2 separate regions of the Mus musculus genome follow, and region 2 is linked to region 1. The links are chromatin contacts, found by Hi-C in ENCODE. All regions are on one chromosome and are shown on one strand. Each heading gives the region's core, a stretch centred on a gene start or an enhancer-like site at or near the end of the contact. The rest is flanking DNA. Distances are from core to core; before and after follow the strand shown.

Region 1 (5,672 bases), core at 1,551-4,050:
GATTACGTGCTTAATTGCAAGCTCGTCTATATAAAGTCTTCATTTTAACAGAAATATCTAGTTTAAGAACTCAAGATTATACTAGACTCACCATCCTGACTCCTGTTCTTCCAAAAGAGTCCCCAAGCTCCATCCACAGTTTGGCTGTGGGTGTCTGCATCTGTCTGAGCCAGCTGCTGGGTGGAGCCTCTCAAACTACAGCCATGCCAGATCCCTGTCTGCAAGCATAACATTATCATCAACAGTGTCAGGGACTGATGCTTGCCCATGGAATGGGTCTCAAGTTGGGCTGCTTTTTGGATGGCCATCCCTTCAGTTTCTGCTCCATCCCCCATTCCTGCATTTCTTGCAGAAAGGATAAATTTGGGATCAGAAATTTTGTGCGTAGGTTGGTGTCTCTATCACTCCACTGGTGTTTCTGCCTGGGTACAGAAGGTGACCTCTTCAGGTTCTGTATCCCTAATGTCATCAGTCACAGCTAAGTTCATCCCCGTTGATTCCTGGCTGCCTCCCTTCTCCCAGGTCTCTGTCTTGTCCTGGAGATGCCTCCCAACTCCCCATCCCGGTCGGTTGCAGATTCCCATTCACTCTCATGACCTCTGGGCATCTTTCCTGTCCCTGCCCATACTTGATCCTGAGCCCCTCCATTCTCTTCTCTATCCCTTCTCCCATCCAGTTCCCTTCATCTGCTACTTATGACTATTTTATTCTCCCTTCTAAGTGAGAGTCAAGCATCCTCTCTTGTACCTTCCTTCTGGTTTAGTTGTTTTGGATCTGTGAAGTGTAGCATGGAAATCCTGTATTTTCTGGTTAATATCCAGTTATAAGTGAGTACATACCATCCATGTCCTTTGGGGACTGGGTAATCTCACTCAGGATGATTCTCTCAAGTTCTCTCCTTGTGTCAGTGAAATCCGTGATGTTTTTGTCGTCATCTGTGAAACATTCACTTGTTCTACTCTGTGTGTAGGGCTGATGTGCATTGGCTCAAACTTCTGACTTATCACGTACTAGAGAGTAGTAAGGAACAGGAGGCAGAGCTCACACAGCTCACCAGACACGTGCAAGTGTGTGTGTGTGTGTGTGTGTGTGTGTGTGTGTGTGTGTGTGTGTAGAGAGAGAGAAGGAGGAGGAGGGAGAGGAGAAGGAGGAGGCTAGTCTATCATGGAAACAAAAGGCAAGGGTGAGGAGGGGTATTGAGTGTGAATGGAAGTAAGATGTGGGTGGAGTTAGATATGAGCTAAAACATGAGTAGGTCACAATTTCAATTACACATAATATACAGACATTATGGCAAAGATTACAACTTCTTCCAAGTAGATGCTGCCATTCCCTGGGCTATGTCAGTAGCTCCAGAGGCCTCTGGGCCACTACTAAGAGTGCTGTGACTATCACCGCATTGATACTTATAAAACACTCTTGACTTAGTGCCTTTCTGTTACAACTTACTATTATTATAAAACAGGGAGACATCATTTGAGTTCCTGGGGCTGGAAATGTGGCATGTCCTCAATTACTTCGAGCATCCCAGAGGGACAGTGTTTGAGTTAAAGAAGCATTGTCTTAGCCTTTAGATTAAACTGGGCAGTCCTGGTAGTGGGGCCTGCTTTGTGGAAATGCATAAAAATGATTTGTAGTTAGCATATTGAACCTTTCATGATGTGTGATAACTTGGATGTACAGAAGGGATAGAGAGCGACTTCTCTGTGGGCCTGTCCATTCTGTGTCGTTTCTGTATGTCTCGGTCCTAGAAATAAGCTCCCTGCACCTCGTTCATTCTTTGTACCATGTCTACGTACATCATGGTACATGAAGGATGTGACTCTATCACCACTGTCCTTTTTGAGGGACTGAAGATGCACAGGCTGCAGGGAATAGACCTGTTGAGCCTCTGCACGGCTGCACTGCTCCTCCACTCTCTTCTTACACCTGAGTGGTGACCCCTCTCTGACTAGCATATCTGGTGGTTTGGCCTTAGGCTGTTTCAATTATGTTGGGAATTTGGGCAAGCTCATTGGGTAAAATCTAGACCGTTGGAACAGAGAAGTGTTTCTGTGGCCCCAGACACTGGGTTATAGGTGATCAAGGGATATAGAGACTCAGTGCAAGAAAATTAACCTTCTTAAACATCAACTTGGCCAATAGATAACTGAAGTGAGATTTTTTTGACCCAGTTTAACACTCTGACTTAGCATCAGTGTGGTCACTGATATCTTTCCGGCACCAAAGGCCTCATCCATATTTCTGCCCTGCTTGTTAGGTTGCAGGTTTTCTAAACAACCAATCCCTAGCCAGCTCTCTCGACCTCTCTCCTTTGCTACACAAGAACAGATCTTATGGTGATGTATTGCCCTCATGTACACAACACGCCCTTCCTTTTCTTCGCCTGGGACAACTTCTCTCTCCAATTGAGCCTGCTGTTACTTTTCTGAAGCCTACATCCTAGTCTGGCATGCAGGAAGTTTGGTCAATGCCACTTACATAACTTTTAAAAAGAGATCATACTCAGTATCATACAGTTGAATGCACAAGTTGTTTTATGGCTTCCTGGGTGTGGCTTCTGCAATGTCACTCTCCTTCCCTTGCCAGAAGCCACAAGCCATGTGTTAAGCTGTTTTCTGTTCCTCCAAACATTGAGTAATGGTTCTAGAGTATCAGATGAGTGGGTTAACACAGTGGCTTAAAGTGTGAGTTTTCTGGGATACCCTGTGCTCAAATCCTGGTGCTGCCAGTTGCTGGCTATAACTATACAAGCTACTCAACTTACATCCATCTTCTTACTTGTAAGTCATGGTTAGCCCTGTGGGTGCAATCTGACAATATCCATGAATTATTCAGCACAGTGTCGATCAGAGAATGCGCACAGTGTATGGGACTGGGATTGTTAACCAGATCCCTATGTAAGAATATGTATTCAGTTTCATGTTTTCTTGGCTATAACTCAATACACATGAGCCATGTGTTCTGACTGCCAAAACTTCCCAGTACCATCCTGGTCTTGTCAGTGGAAATGTAGGGCACAGATGGAGTAAAGATGGAGGCCTGATGTTTGGACCACACTTGAGTGTCTCCAGATATGGTACCAGAAACGTGCTTTTATATGACACACAGAGAGGGGGGGAGCAGGCAAAGACAGAGGTGTGTGTGTGTGTGTGTGTGTGTGTGTGTGTGTGTACATACATACAGAGAGAGACAGATATACATATGAATACAGACAGACAGATAGATACTCTATTGTGGGTATATATATGTTAGAAGAGATAGATATAAAAATAAAGAGTCCTGGGGGTGGTGTGTGGCAAAGTACTGTAGTGAACATGATAGTTAGACTGGGTGCTGCAGAAAAACAAACTGAACAGAGACCTGGAGAAAAGCATTTGAAACAAAAGGACTAACGAGGATGAGAAGGAGCTAGTGGTGGGGGATAACCTTGAACGAACACAGTGACAAGGCCAAGGTAGCGAGAGCAGAGCAGTGAAACCTTGGCTGGCGAGCAAACGCCATAGGCTCTCGCTGACTCTGGCAGGCACAGTACTTTTAGTGACGTGGAGGTCCCTGGAGAGATTTAAGCTGAGGGGTGACTGAGGCTAATTTTAAGCACAAGGCTATAGTAGCTAGATGGACAGGAAGCTGAGTGTTTGGGCTTGGAGACCTGTGCAGGAAGAAACACAGGATGCTCTGGCGAGGAATGGTGGATTCCAGCTTGGTCTGTGCACTGGCTGATTTTGTGTATCTACTTGTCACAAGCTGGAGTCATCAGAGAGGAAGGCACCTCAGTTGAAGGAGTGCCTCCATAAGATCCAGATGTAGGGAATTTTCTCAATTAGTGAACCAGAAGGGAGGGTCCAGTCCATCATGGGCAGTGTCATCCCTGGGCTGGTGGTCTGGGGTCAGTAAGAAAGCCGGCTGAGAAAGCCATGTGGAGCAAGCGAATCAGCAGCTCCCTTCCATGGCCTCAGCATCAGCCCTTGCTTCAAGGTTCCTGCCCTGCCTGAGTTCCTGTCCTGGTTTCCTTCCATTGATGATGAAGCGTGAGGCAAAGTGTAAGCCGAATAAACTCTTTTTCTCCACAGCTTGCTTTTTGGTCATAGTGTTTTGTCACAGAGTAGAAACCCTGACTAGGACAGCGTGAGACACTGGTAATTGAGAGAAAGAATTGAACACATGACCTGTCTCAAAAGCAGAGTTCTGGGATCTGTTGGCTTGAGTGCGGAGTATAGGATCTGTGGGATCTGTTGGCTTGGGTGTGGGGTATGAGATGCATCAAAGTCAGGTCAGCATCAGCGCCTTCTACAGAGCATCTGGAAGCTCACCCAGTTGCCATCTACTGAGCTAGGGAAGACTTCAAGGGCTGGTTCCAAGGTAAGAAATGGAGCCTTTCTTTATGGACGGGTTAAGTTTAGGTTCCCTGGGAGAATCTAAGCATCGCCTCAGTGTGTGGACTTTAGGGGACGAGGACACAGTGAGTTACAAGCTGGGGTGTCATCAGAGATCTCATTTAGAGTCCTCATAGATACCCCCTGTAAAGAGAAATCATCCCCATTAGTCAGGTCAGAATTCAGACGGAGATGCCAGACTTAAGGGAGACGCCAGTCTTAAGGGAGATGCCAGACTTAAGGGAGATGCCAGTTGTGGCAACGGCCACTCAATGCTTGGCAGCAGTGAAGTCATCAGTTACTCAGAGTGAAGTGCAGACCAGGAAAGGTTAAGTGAATGTTAATGAAATGCATTGATTAAGACTGTCGAACTAGAAAAAGGCTGCTCTGCTGTTTCCTGCAGGGCCTTCCTGGATCCGAATACTACTCCAAGGTGGGGCATCACCAACGGCTGGTGAAGCAGTGTGTCCAGGGACATGTACAGAGCTGTCCACACCAACACATAACACACAATGATGCCATGTCTAAAATAGAGATGGCAATAGTGTTAGAGAATCTAGACACCAGGAGTTAAGGTCTCTGTTCTGATCAAAACATGATGGCATTACCAGTAGGCATTGTATTTGCCTCTTCTGACTCCATATCAGTGATGTGGCCATTTCTATCCTATTGAAAGCAAGCAGAGAAGACCCTTTGTATCACCCTCACCACGTGTCAGGCAGGTACTCGATATTTAGTATTTGATCTCAGAGCAGCTAAATGAGTGGCATGAATTCAGATTATAAAACAATATTTGAAGGATTATATGACCTATCAAAAGTGCTGAAGCTAGTACCGGTTGTAGTTGCAGGGTTCCTATTTCCCAAAGTTCACACCCACCCAGCTTTTACAGCAAAGGGCAAAAAAGAAATTGAGGTCCTGAGCATCCTTCAGGTTCAAGTCTCAGCATCCCTGGCCTGCAGTTCCAGATATGGCCAGCAGAGGGAGCCGTGCACCGGGCTTCTGGGGCTTACTGCCCGAAGCCATATTGAATGAGCAATGTCTGCTGTGCGGACTCTGTGAGATCTAAATGTCTCCTTGGCAGGAAATTCGCAAGGAGCAGGACGGGGTTGTGCAAACAGCCTTACAATGTCCGTTTGTGTGTGAGCACATGGCTTCTCCCACTTCGCCCACAATGCTCTGTTTTGGGGGAGGATAATGGGCCTCTGTGGACCCCTCCGCCTTGTCATGCAAAGGGAGTGACCTGTGTTTGTCATAAATGGGCTCTTGTATGATTAATAGCTCTGTGAATGAGCC
Region 2 (5,672 bases), core at 1,692-4,191, about 57 Mb after region 1:
AACATCCACATTTTTCATAACTGATTCAGCCTGACAAAATAAGCAGGTTCCCAGCAAGCTGAGGGCATACATACCTAAATCTTTCTCCTTTTCCACCACACCAATCGAAAGTCCAGGATGTTTCAGGATGAGCGTTCTGGCAGAGGCAAGGCCCACAATTCCACCTCCAACGATGACTATATCAAAAGAGCTTTAAGAGAAAGCAAGCTTTAAGAATTTCAATTTAGGAGCTGGAGAGATGGCTTGGGGGTTAAGAGGCCTGGCTGCTTTTCCAGAGATCCTAAGTTCAATTTCCAGCAACCACACGGTGACTCACAACCATCTGTAGTGGGGTCTGCTTTTGGCTTCTGATGTGCATGAAGATGGAGCATCCACATATTTATGTTTATAGACCTCACCAAACTTCACTTGCATAATTCTCATTAGGGAGCAATTAAAGTACTAATTTATAACATGTCATTTATGTATTATATGACACATATCTCATTACATAGCACATACCATTTATACTATCATTTGCCCTTTGCCCTCCCAGACAGAATCAGATACTTAAGTTCTGCTGGGACCATAGTCTCTGCATATGAACCTTCTTCAGCTTCACTCTGATCATGATGGAGCTTTTATCATAGGCTCCTGGGTGGCAGGGAAGGAGTCAGGGGAACCATGGATGAAAGTGAACCAAAGGATGGTGAGGGTGGAGGCCTCCTACATGAGACAACCAGCAGATAGATGCCTCTACCTGAGGATAGGTTATGGGAGGATAGGTTATGGTCAAGGTTTTCTCTCCAGAGATGCTTTCAGAGGCCCATAGACCTTAGCACAACCAATCATGTTATAGGCACCATCCTAAGCTTAGAACCTAGCATGGAGGCCCCCAAACCTGCCAAAATGGGAACACAGACCAAATCCAGCAAAGACCTAGTCCACAGTTACAGGATCCAGGAAAGTCCCTAAACCTTACTTTTTGGCTGGTATCACTGCTGACTATTAGAAAGCCAGCACTTGGCAGATACTGTTCATTCATGTTGCTACCAGGGCAGCTGCTATAGCCCAGTGTCTGGCAGAGCTGTGGGCAGCTGTCAGGGCTCGTCTTTGGTGATCCTCAAAAGCTCACTAATAACCGGGCCCTGACACCTTAGAGGGCACCCGTGTCCAGGCCCACAATAGAGCATTTCTATGCCCAAACTGAGATTACACAAAATATGATTAAACTGTATAGAGCTATACACAGAACACAGAATGCACATAAATTTGGTAAAACCTGAATGTGTGCATTGTATCAACATTAACACCAAGGCAAATGGTGGGACAGGAGGAAGGTGACATAAAACCATTCTATAATTTTTGCAACTTTCTATAGGTCTACAATTGTTTCAAAATAATCAGTATTTTAAAAACTGGGATAAGAAAATGGTTAATTGGCAAAGTGCTTGCCATACAAGTGAGGACTTGAGTTTGTACCCAAAGCACCTTTATGTAAGGGCATTCCTTGTTCAACCCATGTAACCTTGGGATCAGGGGCAGGGAGACAGGCAGATCCCTCGTGCTTACTGAGCAACCAACCAATCACCTCAAGAGACCCTATCCCCCACCCCATCCCTCTCCTGCCCCGAGGCAGTGGAGGCAAACACCTTTAATCCCTGCAGACACTGAAGATCTCTGAGTTCAAGGACAGCCTGGTCAACAAGATAGCCAGGATACAAAGAGAGACCCCATGTGGAAAAAGCAAGTGACAGATAGAAACACACACACACACACACACACACACACACACACACGGAGGGGGAGGGAAAAAGGGAGGGGGACAGGGAGAGGGAGAGAAATTGGGAGAGATCCAGTCTCAAAAGTTAAGGTGGCGCAGGTTGGGTGGCACGTGCCTTTAATTCCTGCACTAGGAAAGGAGTGGCAGGTTGATAGCTTGAGGCATTAGAGGCCAGCCTGATCTACACCGGAGTCATAGGACAGCCAAAGGAAAACAAACCAGTACCGTTTAACATGCTTTAAACGCGTCTTAAACAAAAACACTGCCCCTCTCCAGGGTCGTGCCACACCTCGGTCTGCCACTAAATCCATTCGCATGGTCTACCTTGTCTCAAACAATCAAAAGCTCCCCCACCCCCACCCCTCCACCCCGCCCTTAAAGCTTTCACACCGAACACTGTATTTGCCAGCTTTCCTAGGCAGCTCACAGTAGGCAACTGAGTTGCTTCTAGTGAGGACAACTCTAGTGTGTGCAAGGAACTGACCCACAGAAGCCAAGTTCTGGATTTTCCAAGCAACACAGGGGATGATAGTTAAGAAGCTGCATACTTATTGGCAGTGTGCTAGGTCTTTTAATCTTCAAAGTGACCACCTAGGGGCCAGACTAGGATCCTAGTCACCAGTCACCCTTTAGAGTGGTTAAGAAATGGAGAGGAGTTGTGTATTCGGAGCCAGATTAGCTCCGGACCTCAACTCAACACTGCCTTTCCTATGGCGCACAAACGCAGTGGACGAACCCTGCGGGTCAGCAGCTCCTGGGATTCGAGGCTGGACCACAGAATCAGGACTTCCTCGCCGGGGACAGAGACATCGAGTCGGGGGACACAGACAGGTTCAGTTGGAGATCCCTGAGCGGAACAGCAAGTGCAGGCCGCCGCCTCTCACTTACCTGGTGCTGGAGCTTCTGCGGCCACCCCCGCACAGTAGCCCGGGCACCCCGGACGCCGGTCCACTTGCGCGGAGGAAGCCCCCAGCCACGCAGTACCGGGCCAGTCCGCAGACACCGCCTACGTAGCGCAGGGTCGGCCACATGGCCTGCGCCACCTCCCCTCCCTCCACCCCAGCACCCGCAACCTGAACGGACTCTAAGGGTGAAGCGCGCCGCTCTCCAGCCCCGCCCCCAGACGAGAGCCAATGAAACACGCGCGTTTGCCTGACGTGGGCGTGGTCTCCGCTGGCCAATGAGCGAGCGCCGTGGAAGGAAAAGACCGAGGGCGAAGGGCCGGCCAGGCGCAGGGACGCAGCACGCCGTGAGTAAGAGGAGCTAGGGCGAAGGCGGGGACCGGGTGGTGGTTCCACTCTCCGGGACCTCCGCCCGCACAGGCTTGACTGGACGCCGGCGCTGTTCCGCCAGAGAAGGCTGGGCATGTCGGGGTGACCCCTGGCTCCTGCGGCCTCTCCTTCGGCCACGCCTCCTGGTCGGTTGGCGACGCTGTGGCCCGGGAGCTGGGGACTAAGCCACCTCCTGCCGCTCCCTGTCACTACCCTGCTGATTGCCCGCAGGTTTCTGGGCCCTTCATGGGGCTCCTGGTTGGTTGTTCATTCAACCACTGACTCAGCTTGTAAATATCGGGCGCTGAGCTAGGCGCTGGATGAAAGTAGACGGCTCGGTCTCTGTCGTCATTTAGTGTTGTTTTTTTGGTTTCTATTATTGACTTGTATATGTGCCTATGCGAGCTTATTGCAACAGGTATGTGCAGGAGTTTGTGAGACCAGAAAGGGGAGTACAGGATCGCCTGGAACTGGAAATTCTGAGCTGCCATGTGGGTGCTGGGAATCTAGGCCCTCAGGTAAGACCAGTTAACAGTCTTAACCATAGAGCCATCTCTCTAGCCCCAAACTTTTCTTTATTAATTTACATCTCTGCCCCAGCTTCCCCTTCCTTCTCTCAGGCCTTCCTGACTAAGCCAGCTCAGTCAACAGGTTCTCCAGGGAGGGATGAAAAAATTGAAAAGAAAAAGACAATTAGACAGTACTATTAACATAACCCTAGCCCGTTCTGAGGTTGAAGCAAGGTTATTTTTCCTCCAGTCAGTCTGCTTTTATACAATTCTAAGTACATGCAAAGAATAAGGTCAGTCCTAAGTCATAAACAGAGTTAAGGAACAAAGCCTAAACAAAGGTGCCATGATAGTTGTATTCAGAGTCTTATCAAGACCCATCAAAATACAAAATAACTCTGTCCTCAGCTGTGTTCATCTTGAGCCTACTTCCCAGTCCTGGCCCAACCTCAAATTCTTGCCAAATTTTTAAAAGCAGGCATCCAAAGCGCTGTAGCCTTCTTCTCACTATCGACCCCACCCCCACCCACCCACTTAGGAAAAGGGGCAGCCTCCTATGGATATCAACCAGCCACTGTATGTGACGTTGCATAAGACTAGACACATTCTCTCCTCTTGAAGCTAGACAGGGCAGCCCAGTAGGAGAAAAGGGTCCCAAAGGCGGGCTCCTGCTTATCCCACTTGAAAACCAAGCTACGGGCTGGTGAGATGGCTCAGTGGGTAAGAGCACCCGACTGCTCTTCCGAAGGTCCTGAGTTCAAATCCCAGCAACCACATGGTGGCTCACAACCATCCATAACGAGATCTGACTCCCCTCTTCTGGAGTGTCTGAAGACAGCTACAGTGTACTTACATATAATAAATAAATAAATAAATAAATAAATCTTAAAAAAAAAAAAAACAAAAAAAAAAAAAAAAGAAAACCAAGCTACACAAGTATAACATATGTGCCTAGGTCAGTCCCATGCAGACTTCCTGGCTCAACCTTTCCTTAATCACTAGACTAAGAGAGAGCTTTAAATGTCCATGCCTCCAGATAGCCACTCACAGGGGAGGGCACTTGTGTTTCCTCCACTGTAAAAATGAGAGCTATGCAGTCACTTAAAAGACCTTATAACTGTAAAACTTTGTGGTTCTTTGTCACCATACCAATGTAATTCCCATTCGGTGCTTGATGGTAGTCCTTCATCTTTAGGGTTAGACCAGCTTAACAGGACAGACTGTCGCTGGAAGGAAGGACTCGCTGGTTTGAATGTTGGTTCCAGCCAGTAGGTGGCTCAGGTTCAACCTATCATCTCCACCTCAGACAATTTTCTGTCTGAAGTGCCCCTGAGCAGATAATAGTGTGTGTATGAGAAGAGCTTGGCAAAGCATTAGCTTTTTATTATGCTTGATTGATTGATTTCATGAGTAGTACTACATGTTTTGTTTCATTGGTGGGGAAGAAACAATGTTCCCTGTTTATTCATTCCATCACAAACAAACAGCATGGATGATTGTATCTTAAATTCAGTGTGTTACAGTAATTGTGGGTTCTCATGCAGTTGTGAGAAATAATAAAGACCCCAGTGTCCTAGTTTGCTTTTGATGTGATAAATATCATGACCAAAAGCAACTCAGAAGGAAAGGATTTATTTCGTCTTACAGCTTATAGTCCATTGTGAAGGAAAGTTCGAGCAGAAACTGAAGTAGAGGCCATGGAAGAGTGTTGCTTACTGCTTCCCCAGTTTGTTTTCTTGTGTACCTCAAGACCACTTGCCCAGGGATGGCACCACCCACAGTGAGCTTAGCCCTTCCACACTGAGTCATCAACCAAGAAAATGCCCCACAAATCTTTTACCTGTCATACGTAAGAGTTTTCTCAATCAAAAGTCCCTCTTCCCAGATGAGTCTAGCTATTGTCAATTTGACCAAAACTAACACAATTGACCTCATGTCAACTCCAGCCAAGCACATCACTGTTAAACCATAACCTTCCCTTTCTTGTTTGTTCCCAACATGCCATATCACATCATAAAATATAGTATAACTTTTATGTATATGGAAGTTCTGCCTGCATACATGTTTTATATGCCAGGTTGGTGCCAGGTGCCCATAGAGGCCAGTATAGGGCATTGGGTCCCTTGGGGT

What was found. A loop is a pair of places that touch in the nucleus more often than their neighbours do.
Region 2: a map of T-helper 1 cell shows a loop between it and region 1 (41-fold over the local background). The contact joins the promoter of Dmac2l here to the enhancer-like site in region 1. A Hi-C loop is called at or near these places in 2 of 37 maps with a recorded cell type or tissue (T-helper 1 cell and T-helper 17 cell).

Annotation. Positions count from the first base shown.
Region 1 is chr12:12,318,356-12,324,027 of GRCm38, forward strand. The region is part of intron 2 of Cyria (CYFIP related Rac1 interactor A); the gene reads left to right. Among named protein-coding and RNA genes, the nearest start is that of Gm34407, 32 kb to the left of the region's middle. Within about 2 kb of position 2,801, at least 1 of the 3 ENCODE cell types and tissues checked has a DNase peak (open chromatin) inside an H3K27ac peak, as active enhancers do.
Region 2 is chr12:69,722,004-69,727,675 of GRCm38, forward strand. Dmac2l (distal membrane arm assembly complex 2 like) reads left to right here and starts at 2,942. Exons shown (of 5, transcript NM_026536.2): 1 at 2,942-3,011. L2hgdh (L-2-hydroxyglutarate dehydrogenase) reads right to left here and starts at 2,871. Exons shown (of 10, transcript NM_145443.2): 1 at 2,651-2,871; 2 at 75-190. The coding sequence starts at 2,793.